Linked DNA regions of Homo sapiens: region 2 is linked to region 1. Evidence: chromatin contacts called from ENCODE Hi-C or POLR2A ChIA-PET data. All regions are on one chromosome and are shown on one strand. The core of a region is the stretch at or near the end of the contact, and the rest is flanking DNA. Distances in the headings are between cores, read along the strand shown. Region 1 holds the start of PHAF1 (phagophore assembly factor 1). Region 2 holds the start of RANBP10 (RAN binding protein 10).

What was found. A loop is a pair of places that touch in the nucleus more often than their neighbours do. ChIA-PET counts read pairs that join two places held with the same protein, here RNA polymerase II (POLR2A). Pooled maps may share reads with other maps.
Region 2: a pooled map shows a loop between it and region 1 (9-fold over the local background). The contact joins the promoter of RANBP10 here to the promoter of PHAF1 in region 1. A Hi-C loop is called at or near these places in 5 of 50 pooled maps. POLR2A ChIA-PET finds 5 or more read pairs at or near these places in 2 of 52 experiments (GM12878 and activated B cell).

What each region holds. Positions count from the first base shown.
Region 1 is chr16:67,108,170-67,112,371 of GRCh38, forward strand. It overlaps PHAF1 (phagophore assembly factor 1), which reads left to right and starts at 1,772. Exons shown (of 16, transcript NM_025187.5): 1 at 1,772-2,070. The coding sequence starts at 2,007. RefSeq lists enhancers at 604-1,346, 1,347-2,088 and a silencer at 1,648-1,907.
Region 2 is chr16:67,804,374-67,808,315 of GRCh38, forward strand. RANBP10 (RAN binding protein 10) reads right to left here and starts at 2,187. Exons shown (of 14, transcript NM_020850.3): 1 at 1,929-2,187; 2 at 1,055-1,166. The coding sequence starts at 2,163. It overlaps TSNAXIP1 (translin associated factor X interacting protein 1), which reads left to right and starts at 2,516. Exons shown (of 16, transcript NM_001288990.3): 1 at 2,516-2,823. The coding sequence starts at 2,777. RefSeq lists enhancers at 1,310-1,930, 1,931-2,550, 2,256-2,485 and silencers at 1,906-2,125, 2,626-2,745.

The DNA.
Region 1 (4,202 bases), core at 522-3,021:
TCCAGAAATGTTCTTTCTTTTTGGTACAGCCACTGTTTCTTTTATTTTTGTTTTTACAGAAAAAAAGGCCGGGGGAGGGGGGTGGTGGGTGGTCATGGTATGCATACTTCTGCACCTGGCTTTTTTCTCTTGGAGTTCCTTCCACATCAACATAGAGACCTACTTCACTTTTTATTATTTATTTATTTATTTAGAGACAGGATCTTGCTCTGTCATCCAGGCTGGAGCCCCGGGGCTCAATAATCACAGCTCACTGCAGCTATCCTCAAGCTATCCTCCCACCTCTCAGCCTCTTGAGTAGCTAGGACTCCTGGCCCAACCTACTGCCATGACACCAGCTAATTTTTTTTTTTAATAGAGACTGGGTCTTGCTATGTTGCCCAGGCTGGTCTCAACTCCCGGGCTCAACCGATCCTCCCACCTCATCCTCCCAAAGTGCTGGTATTACCGCTGTGAGCACTGCTCTCAGCATTCACCTTTAAAAACATATCTCTATCTATCTATCTATCTATCTATCTATCTATCTATCTATCTATCATCTATCTATCTATCTATCTATATCACGGTTTATTTAGCCACTTCCCTACTGGACATCTCAGTGACCCAGTTCTGTTGTTTTGGCATACAATGCTGCAGTGGACAACCTTCTCCATGTAGTTCATTTTAATCAAACAGCGACTTCAAATTTTGATAGAGCCTCCAAAGAAACGCTAGTATCAAGCCAGTTTGAGAATTTAGTATGCCACTCTCTCCCCTACTGAAAACCTTCTTCCAGGGGCAATGTAATGGAAAGGACTTGGGTTCTGCGCCTAGAACCAAGGAGCCTTGGGTCTTTAACATCTCTGGGCCTCATGTATTCGCCTATGTAAAGTCGGTATAATCTCGCATCTCAGGTTGGTTGTGAGAACCCAGAGACTGCCTCCGTGAAGGCTTGGCATCAGCATAGGCCTCGGCTGTCCTTTAGTTTCAGGGTGTCCCGGGGCACGGGCCAAAACCTCAGGCTGAACCTGCTAGAGGAACCTTCCTGTCCCTTGCAGATTAGGAAAACTGTGGCACAGAAAGCGCCAAGGGGTTGATCAAGACCCCCACAGCTTTGGTCCACGCTGCTGCCGGCGGCTTCGGATCCTGGTCCCGGGGGACTGCGCACATTTGGATGTGGTCAGCAGGGAGGCCTGGCCTGGCCCCTTCCTCTTCTACCCAGTCCTCTCCCCGAACCAATTCCGACCCCTAACGCCCACAGTCCTCACTCGCTTACGGTTCGACCCTTGCCCCAGGGGCGACTGGGTGGGGCCGTCATTCCTGAACAACTAAAAGCTGCTGCGGCCAGCGTCACCTCCGGCCCCAACGGAGACGGTGGGGGCCGTGAGGCTTAGGGACTCCGCGTCCTCCCTCCTGCTGGGCCTCAGCGTGCCCTCTGTACTTGCCTTCTGCTACCAGTGAACGTGAGTGGGACGTGTGTGTAGACAGCAGACGGGTCTTGTGCAGCTGTGTGACGTGTGTGTTGTGTGGTGAACCCTTCTTTATGTAGATATGTGAAGTGTGTGTGCTGTGGTGCACAGATGTAGGGGCTCACGAAGTACTGGGCTCCTTGCTCCTAGAGCCCGAACAGTTCCCAACGTTACAGCCCTGCCCGACTCAGCCTCCGCAGAGACGGCGGCGGGACCCGCAGTTTGCGCGTGCGCGGCTCCGCCCCAGGCTCCTCCCTCGCGCTGGCACTCCCGCCTTCGCCCGGCCCTCCCCGCGCTTTACGGCCCGGCACGCCACTTTTACTGCAGTCGCGCCCGCCGCCGTCGTTGCCCCCGCTGCCGCGGCTGCTGCAGGTGAGGTGAAGTGAGGTGAGGTGTGGTGTTGGGCCGGTGCTGCTGCCGCTGCCGCCGGGGAGGAGGTGGAAAGCGGGGCTGTGGCGGGCCGGCGGGGGCGGCCTGTCAGCCGCTGCTTTGTCTCCTTAGCTCGGGTCCCTTCTGCGCTGCCGCAGGGAGGCCGCCCGGGCCAGGCGAGCCGAACCAATGCTGGACCTGGAGGTAGTGCCCGAACGCTCTCTGGGGAACGAGCAATGGGAATTCACGCTGGGTGAGTTTGGGGTCCTCTGTCAGGACCCCATTCGCTGATCCTTGCTTTCTCCTGGGCTCTTCCCACCTGTTCTCAGTCTCTCACGCCCCTGCGCCCGCAGCTCCTCACCTCTTTCGTCCTCTCGGCTCGCTGGGCTCCAGGCACTAGATACCCGCTCCAACTGGCCCGATTTGCCTGTCAGTTGCTCGTCTCGGGTCTCAGCAGGGTCTCTTCTGGGACGGTGGAACAGTAGTAGTAAAGACAATAATAGCTTGCTCTCCCCAAATGCCTAATGCCCGGCCCTGCTCTTTTTGGACGTAATTCTCTCTAGTACCCCTCGCCGGCACCTGAGGATAGGTACTGTTGTTATTCCCATTTCCATTTTACAGACTAAATAATGGCTGAGAAGTGGCTGACCCCTCTGATCATCACTGTGGCCTGTGGTCTGTCTCCCACTGCTTTTCTGGGCTGTGGCTTCCTTCCCCTTTTTAGGAGGGGAAACCTAGGCTTGGAACCCATGATCAGATGTTGGGGCTCTGGTCAAGGGAGTTGAGTTTGTGTGTATTAAAGGAACAGCTGACTTGCTTCTCTCTTTTTTTTCTTTTTTTTTGAGACGAAGTCTCGCTCTGTCGCCCAGGCTGGAGTGCTGTTGCGTGATCTTGGCTCACTGCAACTTAACGCCTCGTGGGTTTAAGCGATTCTCCTGCCTCAGCCTCCCCAGTAGCTAGGATTACAGGCACGCGCCACCACACCCGGCTAATTTTTGTATTTTTAGTAGAGACGAGGTTTCACCATGTTGACCAGGCTGGCTGGTTTCGAATTCCTGACCTCGTGATCCGCCCACCTCGGCCTCCCAAAGTGCTGGGATTACAGGCGTGAGCCACTGCACCCGGCCCCGCTTCTCTCTCTTTTGAAATATAGTCTGTATCGGATGCTGTAATCCTAAACCCAGACCTCAGTTGTGACAGGTGAAGGTTGGATGAAATAGGAGTTAGGGAGAAGTAACATTTAGTTTCTAAAAAATGCAGTTTGGTCGTTTTGGGGTTTGCTGGCCCAGCCTTCTCCCTTCACCCTCTCCATTTCCAGCATCACTACTTTTATGTGTACAAGGATGTTTGCATTCAGTAACCCCTGTGTGTTTACTTTGATGTCCCAGCACTAAGAAAAGGGGGTGGGGTAGGTGTTGGTGCTGTTTGTTTGTGCAGGCCTGAACTTTAGTCACTCTAGTGTGAGCTACTGGACTAAATCAGCTGCTCCATTGGATTATAAATTATCCTTGACTCTGGAAGACTTATGTCTGTGGAGACAGTGTGTTGGAGAAACCAGGTGGTACAGATTGCTGGTAAGGCCCTGCTGATGCTTAGTGGCTACATATGTCCTGTGTGTTGTAAGAGCTAGTTTTTGTTGTTGGTGTTTTGTTTTAAGACAGAGTCACTCTGTTGCCCAGGTTGGAGTGCAGTGGCACAATATCGGCTCACTGCAACCTCTGCCTCCCGGGTTCAAGCAATTCTCTTGCCTCAGCCTCCCTACTAGTAGCTGGGATTACAGGCGTCTGCCACCACACCCGGCTAATTTTTGTATTTTTAGTAGAGATTGGGTTTCGCCATGTTGGCTAGGCTGGTCTCGAACTCCTGACTTCAAGTGATCCGCCTTGGCCTCCCAAAGTGCTAGGATTACAGGTGTGAGCCACCATGCCCAACCATAAAAGCCGGTTTAATTTAGGGGAGTTGGCCAAATTCTTTCATAACTTAACACCACTCCTGCAGAGTTCTTTCCAAAATATTAGCTGGTACAAAATGCTCCATTCTCTCGTGAAGCACTAAGAGCTTGGTTGGAAGGCTGGTGATACCATGCTAATGCTGTTTGGCTTCTGGTTAACTCCTTTCCTCCCCTCTCCTTGACAGCTTCTACCCAAGCAAGATCCTCCCACGGCTGGATAAAAACCACAACCATAGCTTCAAACTGTGCTTAGTAGTGTGACTAGGTTGTGGATCTCTTGGTGGTACAAGTATTCAGAGTCCCTTGGTCAAAAGCAGTGGTAGGGACTGGGTGCAGTAACTCATGGCTGTAATCCCAACACTTTGGGAAGCTGAGACAGGAGGATAGCTTGAAGCCAGGAGTTCAAGACCAGCCTAGGCAACATAGTGAGACCT
Region 2 (3,942 bases), core at 937-3,436, 700 kb after region 1:
AAATAGGGAGTCTCCCTAATGCTGACTTTTTTTTTTGTTTGGTTTTGGGACAGAGTCTCACTCTATTGCCCAGGCTAGAGTGCAGTGGTGCAATCTCAGCTCACTACAACCTCCACCTCCCATGTTCAAGTGATTTTCATGCCTCAGCCTCCCAAGTAGCTGGGATTACAGGTGCACACCACCACACCCAGCTAATTTTTGAATTTTTTTTTAGAGATGGGGTTTTACCATGCTGGCCAGGCTGGTCTTGAACTCCTGATCTCAAGTGATCCGCCCGCCTCGGTCTTCTGAAGTGATAGGATTACAGGTATGCCAGTTAATTTTTTTGTATTTTTAGTAGAGACAGGGTTTCAGCATGTTTGCCAGGCTAGTCTCCAACTCCTGACCTCAGGTGATCTGCCCATCTTAGCCTCCCAAATTGCTGGGATTACAGGCGTGAGCCACCGTGCCTGGCTCCTAATGCTGACTTTAATGAGGACCTTCCTAAAGTTGATCCAACTAGTAGTGTTCAAGTCCTTGGACTGAAAAACAAGTTTATGAGCAGCAAGGTCACCTGATTCTGATCATGTGTATGCTGTTTACCCTGAGATGACAGGCCGGTGGCCACAGAAGCTTTCATGAATGCTGCAAAGACTCTACTATCTCTTTGAAGGCTACCAGGGCCTCCACATGACTAAATGCCATAAAAAAGAACCTCATGAATACAGCAAGAATGTGAAAGGAAGGAAGTCACAAAAACACCACATGCTCATGAGGGAAACTCCATTCTGGACACTAAATTTTTAAAGTAAACTTGTTACTTGTTTGCCTAACCTTCTAGGTATCAAATTACATCATCACTAAAAATAATCCCTGCTTTACCCCCAACACACCCACTGGCCATCAAGATCTGCTGCTTAGACCAGACCATGCCCACAGTCAGGAAATAATGGCAGCCCAGACCCATGCGGCTCCCCAGCTCACATCAGCAACAAGTGCCAGCCAAAGGACCTGAACTCTGACCACAGGGATCAGCTCCATGATCAGGGAAAGAGGGTGGTCATGAAGGGCTTACCCATCTCTTCCTTTGCTGACAATCTTCACTTCAAAGTAATAAATGCCACAGGCAGCAGGTATGGGGTGGGTGGCACGCACTGAGGCCGCATCTTTGTGATTTTTGCCATGACCTAACAGGAGAGGGCAAGTAAGAAATTTCAGCAGAAGGAAATGCAAATGGAAGCCTCATTTTTCTCTGCAACTCCTCCATGACAACTCCACTCCTCTGTGGCCAGAGGACGCACTTACACAGGCCGAGGAATCATTAGACAACTGAATAAACACTTAAACCTTCCACCTTTGCCTCACCTCCTCCTGAGAACAGCAGTCCTGCCTGAGACACTGCCCATACAAACAAAACAAGGGTAGAGGCAATGTGAGAGATACTCAAGTGCTGCTGGCAGCCTCTCTAGAATCCAGGCAGCCCACCTGGGAGGCCAGGGGAAGAAGGATGAGGCCGACCTGGAAGACACCCCCCAAACTCTAGCACGGAACCCCAGGCTCAGTCTAGGATGCCTGGCAGGTGGGGAAGCCCATGAGTCTCACGCTAATGGTAGGTATGTGACCACCCCTTTCTTCTAAGCAGTGGCGAAAGGTCCCGCTGCCGTTGGCGCCAGCCTAGGATAAGCACGGAGGCCCTGGAGTGGAAGGTCCGGCCCAGCACTGGGTTTGGACACCTGTTGCGGTTCTCTTGACGGCAGGTGTCTCAGGACAGAGAACAGGCAGTCAGCCCTCGGCCTGTTCAGCCTCACCACCCTGGACATCCTGAAAGGGCCAAGCCCTAACTTGGAGCACCTAGGCAGGGAAAGGGAGGTGATAGGGCGGGGGCCTGGCAGCAGAGCCACCCCACGGACGCTCTAGCCTTAATTCCCCCCAGCCTGACGGGCCGATACCTTTGTAGTGGACGCGGAGGTTGCCCTGGGAGAGACCAATGTAGTTGTATTTGTCCTTGGGGCTCCAGGAGCGCGGCAGCGGAGTCTCTTGCTGGTTGACCGCGGGATACAGGCGCTGCAAGCGCCGGCTCAGCTCCTGCTCCCCAGGGGACGGCAGCCCGCCCCCAGCGCCCCCGCCGGAGGAGTCCCCAGGCTGCGGGTTCCCAGCTCCCGGGTCTGCCGTCGCTGCCGCCATCTTGGAGGGAGCTACTATTGTGTCACTGGGGGCGGGGAGGAGCGGGACCAGATCCGCCCCGCTCAGCCAATGGCCCGTGAGCCTCCCTGGGCCGCAGGGAAACCGAGTCCGAGTCCGGCACCCCTCTTTGGACACTGACACGCCTTACCACATTTCGAACTCCATACCCCACAATGCAGAGCTCTCGAGAGGCGGAGCAACTCGGGCTGGTAGAGAATTCTGGGAGATGTAGTATAACCGTCCTCAGCCATAAGCCTGTCCCATCGAGACGTCGGGACACCGAAAACTACCATTCCCGCCGGCAAAGCGGCTCCGGCCTCTCAGCACACTTCCCTCCCCATGGCCTCTGTTCATCCCCCTGCCTCAGTTCTGGTACCTGGGGTCAAATCGGCTGTAGTGGTTGACTCTCAGGGCACCCGCTGCCGGGTCCCAGTCCACCTTTGCTACTTTGTCCTACTCCCAGCCCGCGGGCGCTAGGCTCGGGGGCGTGGCGCATCCCTGACTCCGCCCCCGCCGCGGGGGGGCCTCTGGGGCCTGGTCGCCATGGCGACCGGCTGTACGCTACCACAGCTTCCCAGGCCGCGGGTGCTGATTGCCCGCCTGCCCGTGGGTCATGGCCTGCCAGCAGTCGCGGTACCACAGCTTCTCGTCCGCGTCGAGGTAGGCGCTGGCAGGGATGAGGGCAGAGATGAGGGTTTGAGTACTTCTAGAGAGGGAAATGGCACTTGATCCGGACCTCTGCACCTCCTGCTGGCCTCTGACCATTGATCTAGGGCTCCAGCACCACAGAGTCAATGGTTAGAATCGGGCTGATTTAGCCCAGTGAAGACGTTACGTGCTAGCAAAACGGTAGGCGCACTTTATCATTACTAGTAACAACCAGCTTGTATTGAATGTACTATATGCCAAATGCTTTATATACCACATTTTTAAATATTTTATTTTTGAGACAAGATCTCGTTCTGTCGCCCAGGCTGGAGTGCAGTGGCACTACTACGGCTCACTGCAGCCTCGACCTCCCGGGCTCAAGCGATCCTTCTACCTCAGCCTCCCGAGTAGCTGGGACTACAGGCATGCGCCACTACGCTTGGCTAATTTTTGGGTGTTTCTTTGTTCGTTTGTTTTTTGTAGAGACGAGGTTTCACCACGTTGCCCAGGCTGGTTTCGAACTCCTAGACTCAAGCGACCCTCCCACTTCGACCTCTCAAACTGGGATTACAAGCGTGAACCCCCACACCCGGCCTACGTACCATATTTAATCCTCACAACAACTGTATAAAGTAGTAATATTACCATTGAACAAGTAAAGAAATACTTTAGAAGCCTGGAGAGATCATCCTCTGGGTAGCTTCTGCCTGTACTCAGGTGTATAGCCTCTGGGTACTGCAAAATATGACCAGCTCCATCAGCCTGGAGAGCCATACATACGGATTAAAACAAAAATTTTGGCTAAATCGTTTTCTAGTTTTGGGACTTCAGACAGGGCCCTTCAAGTTCCAGGCCTCAGCTTATATATCTCAAACATGGGAATGATACAGCCCACCCCACAAACATTGTTGGGAACATTTAGGCAGAATATGTGAAGCTCTTGACACAGCTCTTGTATGTAATAGGCACCCAGTAAGTGTTGAATGAATGTAGTGTCCCCCCTTCTACTCATTCCCAGTGGGGGAAAAAAAAAAAAACACCACCCAATCCCACCTAAACTCTTCAGGGTCTGCTGCCTTGACAGAGAAAAGCCTACAAAAGCCCCTAAGAGGCCAGGCACGGTGGCTCACG